Linked DNA regions of Homo sapiens: region 2 is linked to region 1. Evidence: chromatin loops called from intact Hi-C (ENCODE). Cell type or tissue: ovary. All regions are shown on one strand. Each heading gives the region's core, and the rest is flanking DNA. Links, peaks and the distances in the headings are about the cores only.

Region 1 (8,421 bases), core at 2,409-4,908:
AGAGAGTCAGAAAGAGACCACCAGACAGTGCGTGAGAGAGATGGGAAGCAGAGACGAGGGAGACTACAATAACAGAGCCCTCTCTACAACTGCCTGCCTCCTTCCTCCACAGGGCCCCTGGGAAATCCTTCAAAGGCAAGTGCAGCTGTTGCCAGCTCTGGGTTCTGTGGGGCCCATAGGATGACGTGGCCTGAGGCTTCATCACTGGAGCCTGGGGCTTCAGCTTTCCAGGTAATGCGTGGGTTGCAGCAGCTATGGGAGTATGAGGTGGGGCTCTGAGAACAGTGCTGAGGGGCAGGAACATCTGGCCCTGGTCTGGGGTCTGGTGCTGCCTGGCTGGGGGTCTTGAGGAGGTTTTTACTCCAGAGCTTGGGTCAGCTGGTCCCTAAAGTTCTCCTAGCTTTGAAATTCCTGACTGACTGAGCCCATGGGACCTAAAGATAAAGGGTTCCATCCCTTCTTGGATGCTCATCCCTAACCACTACTTTGGGATCATGTCAGCCATCAAGGATGTGGTCAGAGAGGCATTGTCCACCGAAGGAGACTAACTTCACCTATTGATTTCTCCAGCTAAGAAATCTTCTTGGTAGAAATGTGAAATTACAGACCATCAGAGCTGGAGGGTACCAGGCACGTCTTTCTTGAGTTCCTCATTGCTCAGACAGGGAGACAGACTCAGAGAGCCCATCATCAGGCAGGAGCTAGAAGGTAGAACTTGGATCTGCTGGCCCGGTCATGGACCCCAGAGCACCAGGCTGCATGCTGAGTGGCAGCGAGGGAATTAGACAGGTTTCTTAGGCAGCAAGAACAGCCAAGTCCCCAGAAACATCCCCATAATTTGGGGAGGGATGGTACTGCTTCTCCCTTCTCTTTCCCTATTTAGGCTGTTTCAGAGCCACTTGGACTGTCCAATTTCACTGCCCAGGAGCTAGTTCAGCGGCAGCTGGCTGCTCACTACCCCTTCAATCACCAGGAACCCAGACTTTCAGCTCCTCTCTCTCAAAGGCCGGCCAGTCCTCTGGGCATAGTCTTAGAGGAGGCTGCCCCATGACTGTGTTTTGGGGGTGCTGGGTAGTGGCTGCAGAAGGCAGCAGATGGGGGTATGTTGAAAAGAAGGAAAGGGTGTTCAAAAGATGAAATTCAGACATACAAATCCGTCTATATTACCCACCACAAGTCACCAAATGGTGGAGTGGACTTTCTTTCATAGACATTCTGAGGCTTTTTCTTTGTTTCTTTACGTATTCATTCAGACACATATTCATTCACTCATGTAACCAACCAACCAGTCATTCATGGTGTGCATGTTCAGTTGTGGTGATGGTGGAGGTGGAGGGGGTGCATTGGTGGTGATGATGGTTGTGGTAGATAGGTTGTGTTGGTGCTGCTGGTAGGGGTGCTTTTGTTGGTGGTGGGTGGTACTGATAGGTGTTGGTGATATTGTGTGTAGTGGTGGTAGTGGGTGGTTGTACTGATGGTGGGCGGTGGTGGTCGTAGGTGAGTGTTTCTGTTGTTGGGTGGCATTGATGGATAGTGGTGATTGTGGTGGTGTTGATGGGTGTATCAGTGGCAGAGCTGATGATGTAGATACTGGTGGTGGTGAGTGTTATCTGTGGTGATGGTGATTGGAATAAGAATAGTGCTGATGGGTGTTTTGGGAGTAAACGTGTTGCTGTTGATGGGGGTATGGTGACAGTGATCGTGGTATCATTGCTTATGATGATGGTAGGTTTTGCTGGTAGTGGTGATGGATGTAGTGGTGGTGTCAATGGGTAGTTGTGGTTGTGGTGGTATTGATGATGGTATTGTTGATGGAAGTTGTATTAGCTTTCTATTGCTGCTGTAACAAGTTATCACAAATTTAGGGCCTTAAAACAACACAGATTTATTATCTTACAGTTTTGTAGAGCAGAAATCCAACATAGGTTCACTAGGCTAAAATCAAGGTGTCAGCAGGCTTAGTTCCTCTCTGGGGGCTCTTAGGGAGAGTCGACTTCCTTTTGTCCTCCAGCTTGTAGAGGCTACACCCATTATTTGGCCCATGGCCTTCTTCTTCCAGCGATGTTGCAAAGCCAGCGATGTCATATCTGTCTGACCCTTCCCCCACTGTCCATCTCTCTCTTTGAACACAGACAGGGAAGGTTTTCTGCTCTCATAGACTTGTGGTTAAATTGTACCCACTCAGGAAACCCAGGATAATCCCGCCATCTCAACGTCTGTACCCTTAATCACATCGATAAAGTCCCCTTTGCCATGTAAGGTAAAAAATGTACCAATTCTGGGGATTAGAGTGTGGATATCTTTAAGGGAGTAATTTTTTGGCCCATCATAGGGGGAATGACGGTAGTGACGATGGTGGTGACCATGGTGATTGTGGCGTTGATGATGATGAGTGTAGTGATGGTGGAGGGTGGTAATAGTTGTGGTAATGGGGAAGAGCGGGTGGTAATGGTATTGGTGGGTGGTTATAGTTGTAGTGTTTTTGAAAGGGTTATGGGAGTGTGGGCAATGGAGACAAATCCACCACTTTGGTTCTCTGCACATTCTCTGGTCAGGAGGGAGCCATGACCTGGACAGAGCATCTATATCTGCAGATGGATGGTGTGCTCAGGGACATGAGAGAGGGAAAATGAAAAGCTTTGAGGGCTTGGAAGAGGTAGATGTCCTTGTTGGCAGGGGCTTAGGAAGCTTTCTGGACTCTGAAGTATGGCTAGCCATTAAAAAAAACTCCGTAACGTTAATAGCTTTGGCTGGGCACTGTGGCTCATGCCTGTAATCCCAGCATGTTGGGAGGCCAAGATGGGTGGATCACCTGAGGTCAGGAGTTTGAGACAACCCTGGCCAACATGGTGAAACCCCATCTCTACTGAAAATACAAACAGTAGTTGGGCACAGTGGTGGGCGCCTGTAATCCCAGCTACTCGGGAGGCTGAGGCAGGAGAAATGCTTGAACTCAGGAGGCAGAGGTTGCCGTGAGCTGAGATCACACCACTGCACTCCAGCCTGGGTGATAGAGCAAGACTGTCTCAAAAAAAAATTAATAGCTTTACTGCTTTATATTTGTAATACGTGCTAATTAAACACAGTCAAGCAACACAGAAAAGTGCAGAAAAGAAAAATTTTAAAGTAACCAAAATCTTACTTCACATAAGGTTGGGGAGGGAGGTCATCTCCATACTCAGAGGTGGAGGTTGGGAGGTTCCTTGCTCAGAAGGACATTCCCTTCCCAAGGGAGGAAGCAGAGTGAGCAGTGGAATGAAGGTGTCCCGGGGTAGGGATGGTTCCATGTCCTGGGAGAAAGGGGCGGGCACATGTTCAGTGCAAGTGGGCACACAGCTATCAGAGCCGGGCAGGGGTGAGGTGGGGTGAAGCAGAACAGGCTCTCCCCTGCCTGCCCTTTGTCCTGTGATCTGCCTGGGTGAGCAGATAAGCTTCAAGGATCATTGCATTCTGTGCGTCACTCTGGGGGTGGGGGGTACACTGAAATGTGTCATGTAGGCCACTGCGGAATTGCAATGAACAAGAAGGATCTAGAAAGGGACAATATCATGGCCTTTTCTCTTTTCTCTCTAGCACCATCCCTCCCTTCCTCTGCCCTTGAGCAGAGCCTCCCCAGAAACCCAGGCATTTCTGCCTATTCATGGATCTGTGTGAGGCTAAAGGAGCATCCCCGACAATGACCTTGGGGGAAAAGACCTTTTGGGTCCTACTGATGCTAAGGGGACACCTGGAAGGTATCCATGCAAAGGGGCCAAGAAAGGTCAGAGTTTTAAAGGTCCCTTAAGATGATCAAGCCTAGGCCTTTTCAATCTTTCCCTCGTTGTTTATTCTTTAAGTTGTGACATCCTTTTGTCAAGCAACATTTTCAGTGAAAGTCCAATATGGACACCAACAAATAGGAAACTGCTTTGAGTGAAGCCAGGGAAGAAGTCTCTGCCTAGCTGAGCACCTAACACCTGGCTGGTCAACTTACTCCAGGCCTTGGATCGGGGTAGGAAATGGGGGAAGCATGCTTGACTTTCAGGGCTGTTAGGGATGACATAACATATGCAAAGCTCAGGACTCTGTAACGTGGAGAGACATTGAGGGCTTCCTAGCGGCTTAGCCTCACTCTAGGCTCTGTTTGGGAGGAGGGGACGGGGGCTAGGAGCCTGGAACATGGCCCTGGAGGGTTCCTATACAGGCAGATTATCATTCCAACAGTTGGCCCCCAGGCACCTCCTGCCCCAACTTAACACACACTTCCTCTCTACCTGCATCCTGCTGCCAACCTAGGTGGCCTCAGTGTCCCCTGGACTTAACACTTCACTTCAGCCTTACAGTCCAGGATCACCTTTGATAACAATCGCAGCAGATAATGTTAATGGAGCACTTGTCTCGCGCCAGGCCCTGTTCTTAGTTCTCCATACGTGTCATCTTGTTTGATGCTCCCAATAGCTCTTCAGAGGGAGCCTCGCTCTGTCACCCAGGCTGGAGTGAAGTGGTGCAATCTCGGCTTATTGCAACCTTTGCCTCCCAGGTTCAAGCGATTCTCATGCCTCAGCCTCCCCTGTAGCTAGGGTTATAGGCGTGTGCCACCATGCCTAGCTAATTTTTTGTATGTTAGTAGAGATGGGGTTTCGCCATGTTGCCGAGGTTGGTCTTGAGCTCCTGAGCTCAGGTGACCTGCCCTCCGCAGCCTCCCAAAGTGCTAGGATCACAGGTGTGAGCCACTGCACCCAGCCAGAGCACCATTCTTCTAGTCATCTTACGCATGAGCGAGGACTCACGATTTGCCCAAACTCATGCAGGTGAGGAGAGCTGGAATTTGGTGCAAGTACCATAGTGCCTGAACCAACACCACCTGAGGCCTCCCCACCTCTGAAACCTCAGCTGCCACAGCCCACTCCTTGGCCACAGGGTCCCTCTGCACCTCATAGAGACCTTTAGGTCTTTTTTGTAGCTTCCCCCCATTTCACTCAGTCACTTAGCCCCTCCTGCCTTCACTTTACCTGCCTAAATCCTTAGACCCATACTAGCAACCTCACCAGTGCTCTGAAGCCCCAGGGCTATTACCAGATCTAGTGAAAACCCTGTTTCCCTACCTGGAAGGAGAAGCAAAACTGCTCATTTGAAAGCTGGCTGCTTTGGAACCTTCTGAAAGGTCTGCAAAAGTCATCTTCTGTATAGAAAAAATTTTCTTTGTTTAGAGAACTCCTTTGAGAGCCTTTAGGTGAGGCACAGGGCATGGGCAGGGGCCCTGGCAGCTCTGGATAGAGGATGGGAGAGCAGAGAGGGTCAGGGGAGGTGACTCCCAGGTCTACCGCCTCACACACCTCTGGGGGCCCATCCACATGGCCTTGTCAGTGTAGCCTCTGGGACTTAGCATGTTTTACCCCTCTGGGAAAGGGGGTAAAAGGGAGCTTTACCCCCCACCAGTGAGAACCTCAGCAGGACTGATCACAAAGGCTGTTCTTCAACTCTCCCCTGGAGTATGAGAGGGAGTAGTTATACTCCACCTTATGCACCTCCAAAATGTAATCCAGAGTCCTTCCTTTGGACCCCAAGGCCCTATGAAATCTGTCCCATACCTCATCATCCACCAGGACCACACCGCTTCCTGCTTGCCTCAAACACCAAGTGCAATCCGGCTTCCACACTGCCTTCGCACCTTGGCACCTGCTCGTCTCTCTGCCAGAACTTGCACCCCTGGATATCTAAAGGGCTGCTCCTTTCTTTCTTTCTTTCTGTCTTTGCTCAAAGGTCACCTCCCCCAAAGGGCCTTCCTTGACCTGACTAGCTAAAATCACACACGGTCACTGTCTCTTCACTCTGCTTAAATTGTCTTCATAGCACTGATCATTATCTGATGTCAAAGTATAATTTCCAAAGAGTCAAAAACATGACTTTCATAGAAGCATCTAGCGGGATGTGTCAGTGATTTATTTAACTCATTAGTGAGGAATCAGCAAGATGACAGAGCTGGTTCAAGAGGGGATATGAGAACCTGCTATATGTAATCAATGGAAAGAGAGTGCTGGAATAAGATGGCAAAGTTAGATACTAAATTGGTTAATGTCCTATAGGACAGTAAAACTGCAACCTTTGGGGTTATCTTTTCTTCAGATAGAAACCATTTGCATCTCTGCTGGACAAAAATCATTTGCAGCTTATTAATCTTCTTGAAGTTAACATTTAACTTCCTAGAGTCTGGGTCCTAATCAATAGTAAATAGTAAGTCAAGCCAAAGTGACTCTCCTAGAACAGCCCTGTCTAAAAGGACTTTCTCTAATGAAGAAAATCTGCACCAAACAATAGTATAGTCCCTAGCCCCCAAGTGGCTGTTCAGCTCTTGACATGTGGTTGGTGTGATTGAGAAACAATTTTAGTTGTTTGAATTAAATTTTAAGATATTTAATCAATATAAGTAAATAGCTATTATATATTGTTATATGTATTTTACTATAATATTAAGATAACATGAATAATTTAATATTTATATATAAATTATATGTAAATATATAATTTATGAGCCGGGGATGGTGGCCCATGCCTGTAATCTCAGGACTTTGGGAGGCAGAGGCAGGCAGATTGCCTCAGCTCAGGTGTTCAAGACCAGCCTGGGCAATACGGCAAAATCTCAACTCTACCGAAAATACAAAAAATTAGCTGGGCGTGGTGGTGAGCACCTGTGGTTGCAGCTATTCAGGAGGCTGAAGTGGGAGGATCACCTGAGCCTGAGAGGTGGAGGTTGCAGTGAGCTGAGATCATACCACTGCACTCCAACCTGGGTGACAGAGTGAGACCCCATCTAAAATATATATATTTATTTATTATATTAAATATATTTAATTCATGTAATTAATATAAAGTTAATGTAAATGGCCAATTTACAATTAATATAAAGTTAATAAATTAAACTTAAATGGCCAATGTGGTGAATGGCTACCGTATTGGACAGCCCAGCCCTAGAAAGTCACAAGACAATTAGGGAGCTTGTTAGACAATGTTTTGAATCATTTTCATGTTTTGAATAATTTTTTCTTAACTCTGACAGTATATTATGTGTTTATTTGCTTGTTTATTGTCTTTTGTTCCTAATAGAAAGTAAGTTTTGTGATCGAAGGGACGGCTTTGTTTTCTACATGTCCTAGCACTTAGGAGGGGTGCCTTGAGCACAGCAGGTGCACAATCAATAATTGTTGAATGAATAAATAAACACAAAGTGGCTGGAATCTTATCAGAAGCCAAAGCAATAAGAGACTCCCCATGGTAAGTTTGGCAGATGAGCTTTAAGCAAGAGTGATGCCTGATGTTTAATTTTAAATGGTTTTCTTATTCTGTAAAGTAATCCCCTGCTGTTAACCTCAGACCTTCAGTGATGTATGTGGCGGCGGCTAATTGTTCTTGGGGAAGTGAAGGTCTATGAAAGAGGGTGGGGTGCAGAGTTGGGGGGAGGACATGATGACATGCAGGGGGTTAGAAGGATGGAGTTGGGTGCAGACATGCAGAGCCAGGGTAGACAGGAGGGGCTCCGCAGAGGGATGGGGGTGCTTCCTGGGGATCCTCAAACTACCAGGGAGAACCTCAGGCACCCACCCGCAGTTAAGAAGAAACAGACTCAAGTCATTCACTTGGGATTGTGTATTAGTCAGGGTGGACTAACTACAGTAACAGTCTTGAAATCTCAGTGGTTTGACATGGTGAGTTCCCAGGAGAGGGCCCTGGCCTTGGCCAACATGGTCTAGTTGGGGCAGAAACAACTCTTCATCTATCTCTGCAGGGTGAAGGTGCATAATCCACAAATCATTTCTCTCTGCCCTTGGGCTGCACTGGAGCCTACATTTATATATGGGAGTGTTTACCCAGGGAACTTACAGGGGATCCACCAGGAGGCTCACTGGGTGCAGCAAAGCCAGGAGAAGCCCCTTCCTCCTGCCTCCCCTTCCTCCTGCCTCCCCTTCCTGACTCCTCCCATTCTCCTTTCCCTGGGGCCTGAGGCAGCACAGCTGACTCTTAGATCTCAGCCTCTTCCCACAGCACAGGTGTGACTTGGCTGGGCCATGCCTTCCTTGGAGTAGGGAAAGGATTATTTCTATTCAAACCCCCCTCACCCTGCTTTTCCAGGACACATAAAAGATGCAGGCTGTACACTGGGGATGGTGGGAATGGTGGCAGGGTTGGCACTGGGAAGTGGCCTATGTCTTGTCCTTGGCTCCTTGGCTGCCTGTGATGACTGAGGATTACAATTTGCGTGGATGGGACTGTTTCTCTCTCTCTTTCTCAGGCTAACCATCAAATGCCCCAGGTAAATGAGACAATGAGATTATTGAGCTGCACCATCCCTGGGAGACTGAGGACCTAGAATCATTCCCAGGGTAAAGGCTCCAGAAGGCAGGGTTCTCAGCAGCCCTGTGGCCCTGCCCCTCATTGTGCAAAGGA
Region 2 (8,421 bases), core at 3,872-6,371, 54 kb after region 1:
TGCCCCAAACAACCAGGGGAATGGCAGGCATGAATGGCTGCTGGGCCAGCAGGGAGATGGGACTGTCTCCCAGAGCAGAGCTAAACACTACACCAAACAAAGCCAGTACCTTGCCCTTACCACAGGGGCCAATCAGTGGAACCATTAGCTACAGACAGAATGGACTAAGCCAAAGTGAGTGCTCCTCACTTCACTGGGTGCTCCTCACTCCCAAGAGCTATCCAGTTACATAAAGTGACACTGGCACTAGGGGCTTGAGCCTTGAAAATGAAGGGGGACAAGGAAGAGATTTTCTCAGCAGCAGAAAAAGTCCCTCCCTCCCTTCACTGCTCCCAGGACCGAGCTGGGGGCTGCGGGAGCAGCATTGGGAAATGCGACTGAAGTATTTTATTAAACAAAAACAGCTCCCATTATTGCTAATTGCTTTACATAGTTTCCCATCTCTGTAACCATCCTACAAAGGGGAGCGGGAGCTTGGGGCTCGGTGTGGTGAAGCACAGAATCGAGTCTACACAGCTGCTGTGTGACAGGACTGGGCATCAAACTCAGCTCTGTGCCATGACAAGACGACATGGCCTGAGAACAGAGCACAGGCTTTTAGCCACATAGCTAGTGTTTGGAGGCTCCTTGACTTATTTCTGGACAAAGTAGGGTCTAACTAAACTAACCAAATGATGTCAATCTTGGGGAGCAGCGTGCGTGCACATGCGTGTGTGTGTGTGTGTGTGTGTGTGTGTGTGTGACTTCCCTGGTCACAATGTAATGGAGGTTTCTAGATAATGAAATCTGATGCTTCTCTTTACAGGGTTTACAGGGTTTCCAGGTCATGTGCTCACCCTGGGCAAGTCTAGCATGAACCTGCTGGAACAGAATTCTTAGCTTCTGAGTAGGGATCACTGAGTCTGCTGCTGTGGAGTCTTTGACCTGGTTATTCATGGATGAACCATCTGTTTCCCCTTTGCTCTCATGGCTCAAGATGGCAAAAGCTTTCTCCCACCCTTGGCCACCTCTCCCTTCCATTGTTGTGGCCAGGTGGCTGCTGTAGCTGCCTGTTCTTTAGGGATGGCACCCCTGGAGTCAGAGAGTCCATCCCTGTCATCATTGCTGTTGAGACAGAGATGGTGAAGCAGCTCTTCTCTGGCATTGCCTGTCTGGATAAAGCAGGCACTTGACTTGGTAGCTCACACCTGAGAGACCTAGGGGACCTGTGCTTCCTGGGGACTTGGTGAGGGGGAGCAGAACAAAAGGCTGGTGGAAGCCTCAGGGGTAACTGTACCCTTCCCTGGGGATCTCCCCCATCCTGAAAGCCAGCCTGGCCTCTCAACAGGGGCCTGAATGGCCCTCCCTCTGCTGAATGTGATAGAAAAAGGGAGACAGGCACAGAAGGAGCTGTTTTCTCAATGCTTCTAGATGGAACAATATACGCAAAGACCATCTGAGTCACCCTCAAGGGAGGACTACAACTTCCAGATCACTGTTGGTCATTGACACATCACTGACCATCCTGCTCACGCTGCACCTCAGCAGTGGCTTTCCTCCTCCCTTGGCTAAATGCTCTTCTCTTTCAGTTGACATTCATGGGGCTTATGCATAAGTAGGACGCAGGCCTCCTCCCAGTGGGCGAAGGTGAGGGTGGACAGGGAGCACATGTCCCTCAGAAGTCTGTATTCCAACTAGGGGCAAAGAAATGAAATCCCAGTGCTGGTGGTTTCTGGTGCTCACTCCCAGTGCAGAGAAACTGCTCTGGCTAGGGGCCTGTCACAGTAGCCAGAGCTGGAAAGAAGCTCTGAATGTTAGAAATCTGGAGGAAAGCACAACTTCAAAGAGTCTTTTTCTAAGAAAAGTCCCTTTTGCTGCCCACAGGGAGTCAACTGCAGATACGGTTTTAAAATTTTTGTAGAAAGTCAGTCCTTCCTGTCTCCCTTCCTTATCCCCAGGCCAGAAGCAAATAAGTATTTCCCAGAGAGGAGAGGGCAGGAAGAGGAGTTCTGTGACCTGGGTGGGGGTTGCTCACAGGCCTGAGTACCCCAGTATTCATCATCCCTTTCCTCTTGCCTCTGAGGATGTGTATGTGCCTCTTGCCTCATTACCCATTGATTCATACCTCCCCAGCTGTGCCTGCTGCATGAATCGGATGGTCCTTTTGAATTCAGACATCTCAGACCTAAAGAGCTGCAGGACATGGGCCTACCATGCCTTAACATGTTGTTTTTCTTGCACACTTTGTCATTGGTTGGCAGAATCTCCACATCTCTTTCTCTGTCTCTCTTTTTTAAAAAAAAATCGCTTTATTAAGATATAATTTGCATAACACATGTCTTAGCCCATTTGCATTGCTATAAAGACATACCTGAGGCTGGATAATTTAAAGAGGCAAGAGGTTTATTTGGCATATGGTTCTGCAGATTGTATAGGAAGTATGGCACCAGCATCTGCTTCTGGCAAGGGACTCAGGCTGCTTCCACTCATGGCAGAAGGGGAGGAAGGGAAGCTAGCATGCAGACTTATATGGTGAAAGAGAAGGAGGGGCCAGTCTCTTCTCAACAACCAGTTTTCATGGGAACTAAGAGTGAGAACTCACTGCTGTGAGAATGGCACCAAGCCAAACACCTTCCTCTTGGCCCCACCTCCAACACTGGGGATCACATTTCAACATGAGATTTAGTGAGGCCAAACAAACCATGTCCAAACCATATAATCCACCCATTTAACAGTATGTACAATTCAATGGTTTTTTAGTACATTCACAGGTGTGTGCAACCATCATCATAGTCAATTTTAGAATATTTTCATTATCTCAAAAGAAAGAAATCCTGTACCTTTTAGCTATTACTCCTCTATCCTCCAACCACTGCCCCCCAGCCATAAGCAAGCAGAAATCTACTTCCTGTTTCTCTAGAGACCCCATTCTGGACTTTTATAAGAATGGAATTATACAGTATATTGTCACTCGTGACTGGCTCCTTTTACCGCACATCATATTTTCAAGGATTATCCATTTTGCAGTGTGTATCAGTAGTTCATTCCTTTCACACTGCTCTTGATGGGGGTGAGCAGGCTGAGTGTAGCTCCATGGAGTGGAGGAATAGCTATAGAGACCTCCAAGTCCAGGCTCATGAAGAATCTTGCTTTGTACCCAGGCTTGGCATGGTTCATTTCAGATAATTTCACTCACTTCCTCCTTAGGTGGTTGGTAAACTAGAGACCAATGTCTTCCCTTGACTGTTATTAGACTGGTGCACATGGTCTTTGTACTCAGCAGACAGGCTTCTCTGCCTGAGGCCACCATCATCTTGTTCTTTCGAAAGGACGTCTATTGCTTCCAGGTGTTCTGAATGCCCTTATTCCTGCTGTAAACTCATGCTGACCACGGAGAGCAAGCAAAGGCACTTATTTGCATCCTCTGCACATTTGTGAAGGAGCTTCTGTGGGGTTCTGTCTGAGCTCTAAATTCTTCCTGGAAGTTTTGGATAAGGAAACATTCTTGACATCCTTGCACTTGGACACAGTACTGCTGATGCTGTAACTGAAGTTTTAAACTGGTAATAGGTTGGCCTGGACTTTTTGTTAATTGAAAGTGACCACAAATCCATAAGATTTGTTCAAATGTCATTATGGGTCAGGAAGAAGAGATTTGGAAGAATTTGTCTGAAGATAAGCAATTGGACAAAAAACCCCACAAAACCATCTTATGTTTACGCCCTGCTGACTTCAGACTGTTCAATACAATGATTACACATTTAAGAACATAGAGGCATACATCCCATATAAATTTTAGTGTTAGTATTCAATTCAGTAGTATATTAAAAGAATACTACATTATGACCAAGTCAGCTTTACTACAGGAATGTAAAGGTGGCTCTTTATGAACAAGTGCATTAATGCAGTTTGTCACAGCAAGAGGTCAAAAGAAAATTTTTGGCAGTAGTTTGGAAACCTGTTCACACAAGACATTTTTATTTCCTTAGCATGGGTGCCACACAGAAACCAATAGAACAAACGCCATACTTGTTTGGGATGGCTATTTATGCTGCTTTGATAGACTTATCCTTAGAGAAACTATCTTGTTTGTTTGTGTTGCTAAAAGGAATACCCAAAGCTGGGTAATTTATAAAGAAAGATTTATTTGGCTTATGGTTCTACAGGCTGTACAAGAAGCTTATCTGCTTCTGGTAAGGGCCTCAAGCTGCTTCCCCTCATGGCAGAAGGAGAAGGGGAGCCTGAGTGTACAGAGATCACATGGCCAGAGAGGAAGCAAGACAGAGGGGAGGGAGGTGCCAGGCTCTCTTTAACAACCAGTTCTGGTAGGGACTGGTAGAGTGAAAATTCACTATTGCAAGAACTTCATCAAGCCATTCATGAAGGATCCACCCCTATGACCTAAGCACCTCCCATTGGGACCCACCTCCAACATTGGGGATCAAATTTCAACATGAGGTTTGGCAGGAATTACACAAAAATGATGCTGGGTGCTCTCCATGTGCTCTATCAGGAAGTGCACAATGCCAACCCATCACACTATTGTTGACTTAATTTTAATCTTCTCCTCCAACTTTCTCCACTGTGAAGGCACCATTTTCATTATGCCAGTTTCAGAGCATGTCCCCACAAATTAAATCATAAAATTAAATCATAATTTAATCCCTTTTGGAGGGAGTAAGACATTTAGGATTTAATTTTGTGCTAAAGAATAATAATACAAAAATAGCTATCATTTAATGACCATTTATTATGTGCAAGGCACTGTGCTATGCACTTTATGCATCTTAGTTGAATGCTCAAACCCTTGAATTATGTACCATTATTATTCCCTGTTACAGATGAAGAAAATGAGCCAACTGCAGTGATGGATTTGAAGCAGGATAGATTATATGCTACCTATTCAGTCTTCTTGAGTACTATTTTTTCCCCCATTTAGTAAAAAAAAAAAAAAAAAGAAAAGAAACTGTAAAAGAAATTAGCCAAGGAGGCTGGATGCAGTGGCTCATGCCTATAATCCCAGTACTGTGGGAGGCCGAGGTGGGTGGATTACCTGAGGTTAGACATTGGAGACCAGTCTGGCCAACATGGCAAAACTCCTCCTCTACTAAAAAAAAATACAAAAATTAGCCGAGTGCGGTGGCTCATGCCTGTAATCCCAGCACTTTGGGAGGCCGAGGTGGGCAGATCACCTGAGGTCAGGAGTTAGAGACCAGCCTGACCAACATGGAGAAACCCCATCTCTACTAAGAATACAAAATTAGCTGGGCGTGGTGGCACATGCCTGTAATCCCAGCTACTAGGGAGGCTGAGGCAGGAGAATCACTTGAACCTGGGAGGTGGAGGTTGCAGTGAGCCAAGATTGTGCCGTTGCACTACAGCCTGGGCAACGAGAGTGAAACTCCGTCTAAAAAAAAAAAAAAAAAAAAAAAATTAGCAGGTCATGGTGGCACATGCCTGTAATCCCAGCTACTTGGGAGGCTGAGTATCACTTGAGTCCGGGAGGCGGAGGTTGCAGTGAGCTGAGATGGTGCCATTGCACTCCAGCCCTGGGCGACAGAGCAAGACTCCATCTCAAAAATAAATAAATAAATAAAAAAGAAATTAGCCAATGAAGAGTTAAAAACACCAAACAGAAGTGGTTTAAGTTTTTCCTTGCAGCTCAAGTGATTCTGTTTGTGACAACTAAAGACCCAGAGGTTCCATTTGATGTGTTAGTAGATAATACACCTTAAAATCTGCAACCATTTAAAAATTGGGCTAAAGACATTTAAAGCCACTAAAGTTGTCAAAAATAAACCCCACAAAACCTCATTATTTCTACCTATGTTAGGTCAGCTAGTGAAAGGAAAATGAAAGGTAATGGCTAAGAATTAGCTTTCCAAATGGCTCAGTCAAAGCCATTTGGAAATTTGCCAGTCCAAGGACCAACCCAAAAGAAACCTCAAATATAATCTCTTTGTACAAAGAAAAGAGACACCACAGGCATTATTAAAATACGAGAATTGGTGGAACCACTTCGATACTGGTCAAAAATCATGAGAATAAAATATTTTCAAATATCCTAGAGAAAGAAAGACATGTATTAATTATAAATTAAACACTATCAATCTTTGTTTCGATTCTTAATGAGTGTTTTTATCTGAGTTCGTTTTTATTAAATTTCCCTTGGGAGAGGAATGGTGGATTTACAGATCTTTTACTAGGGTCCACTTATTATGGGCGCTTTGCTAAGGCCATAAATTTTGCAGTTGAATGACAATAGCGAGGAGGGAGTAGAGCAAGCAGTGGATTGAAGCTGGGAAGGAGGGCAGGATTAAAGGTGGCTTGCACAGAAAACAGTTTTTACATTTTGATATAGCCCCAAATGACCTGGGTTAAAAGTACCACATTAACATGTCCTTTGAATAAAAATAGCCACATCAAAATGGACAGCTTCACTCAGATGTCTATCATAACACTCACTCTGGTTCAAAAAATTTATGATTCATAGGCTTAACAATAAACACACAGCTTTAGCTCCTTCTGAAGACCTGAAAGGTCATGGACTGGAATCCTGAGTTGTGAGGCCAGTTTCCTGAACCAAGATTCAGAGCTAGCCAGTGAACCTAGCAGATGGGCCAGCGTTCAATTTCCACTGAAGTCTGGCGTTCTCAATTCCTGTAACCGCCCAAGGGGTTCACCTTGCCTGCTGCCTACACAGACTCGATTCATCAAGACAGGGGAATTGCAATAGAGAAAGAGGAATTCGTGCAGAGTCAGCTGTGCATTAAACCAGAGTTTTATTATTACTCAAATCAGTCTCCCCAAGCAGAGTTTTTAAGGATAACTTGGTGGGTAGGGGGAAGCCAGTGGAGCCAGGAGTGCTGATTGGTCAGAGATGAAATCATAGGGAGTTGAAACAACCCTTTCCCAAAGCACACCTCCTTCTTGCCTGGGGACTAGACTGCCTTTGTAGGACTAACATTAGCCACAAGATTAGAGATTATGGTTTAGGAGTCATGCAATTGGAGGCTACAAGATTCTGACCCTCCCTAAACTGCTCCTAAGATCAATGCTTGAGATGCTTTGCAAATGCTGCACTTAATGGATCAGGGGGCACCACCTAGATCAATAAACTGGCTTATTTGATCCTGTGGCCCCCACCCAGGAACTGACTCAGTGCAAGAAGCCAGCTTTGACTCCCTGTGATTTCATCTCTGACCAATCAGCACTCCTGGCTCACTGGCATCCTCCAGCCTACCAAATTGTCCTTAAAAACTCTGCTCCCTGAATGCTCGGGAGACTGATTTGAGTAATAATAAAACTCTGATCTCTCACACAGCTGGCTCTGCATGAATTACTCTTTCTCTGTTGCAATTCCCGACTTGATAAAGATAAATCAGCTCTGTCTAGGCAGCGGGCAAGGTGAACCCACTGGGTAGTTACAATTGGGCCCCTGACAACCTTAGAGCCACAGCTGCTATACCAGCCCAGACTTTTACACTTGAGAGAAATTAACTTCTCTTTTTTACTGATACGTAGTCATTGTACATATTTATGGAGTACATGTGATATTTTGAAACATGCATCCACTGTGTAGTGATCAAATCGGTCTTTAAGATATTCATCACCTCAAACATTTATAATTTCTTTGTATTGGAAACATTTCAAATCTTTTAGCTGATTTGAAATATACAATAAATTGCTGTTTACTATAGTCATCCTATTGTGCTATCAAACGAGAACTTATTTCTTCTACATAACTATATGTCTGTACTCAGTAACCAACCCCACTTTATCCCCCTCTCTACTCTTTCCGGCCTCTAGTAACCATCATTCTACTCTAAAAAGTTGAATTCCGCAAGTTCAACTTTTTAGCTCCCAGAAATGAGTGAGAACATGCAATATTTGTCTTTGTGTACCTGGCTTATTTCACTTAACATAATAACTTCCAGTTCCATCCATGTTGTTGCAAATGACAGGATTTTTTTTTTTTTTTTTTTTTATGGATTAAGAGTATTCTCTTGTGTATGATCTCCTCTTTTGTTTAAGCCTCTGTTAGCCTGGGTTCCTGATGACACATCTGGACCTGTGTCCTAATTAACACTGTAGGTAAAGCAAGGATCTACGACCGTTTCCATCTTGTCTCTGTCATGAGGCTGTGAGCTCCTTATGGCAATCTCTCCCTACATTTCTTCCAGTTCCTCATGGTAGGCACAGCACTATCCTACGCCTTGGACCAGAATAGACTCTTGTGGATGCTTATTGGATGAATGAATGAATGAATGAACATGTCAGTGTGTTGCGAGCTGGGAGAGATGCATCAGAAAAGCAGTGGGATGAGAGTCACATACCCCGTACCCTTGTTGGAATTTATGTCTAGGAATTTGTGTTTGGCTGCTTGTAACAGAAAACCCTAATTTTGGGTAATGACTTAATCAAATAGTGATTCATTTCCCT

What was found. Peaks named below come from ENCODE experiments on the same cell type or tissue, not always from the same donor. Only the 100,000 strongest peaks of a DNase experiment are listed, where the experiment ranks them.
Region 2: it touches region 1 in a loop (6-fold over the local background); 7 of 110 quality-filtered maps call a loop at or near these places.

Annotation. Positions count from the first base shown.
Region 1 is chr9:38,127,513-38,135,933 of GRCh38, forward strand. No RefSeq gene overlaps it. Among named protein-coding and RNA genes, the nearest start is that of SHB, 62 kb to the left of the region's middle. In ovary, for the core only: no CTCF peak of the experiment used is centred there; a DNase peak (open chromatin) is centred at 3,359.
Region 2 is chr9:38,179,967-38,188,387 of GRCh38, forward strand. No RefSeq gene overlaps it. Among named protein-coding and RNA genes, the nearest start is that of SHB, 110 kb to the left of the region's middle. In ovary, for the core only: no CTCF peak of the experiment used is centred there; no DNase peak of the experiment used is centred there.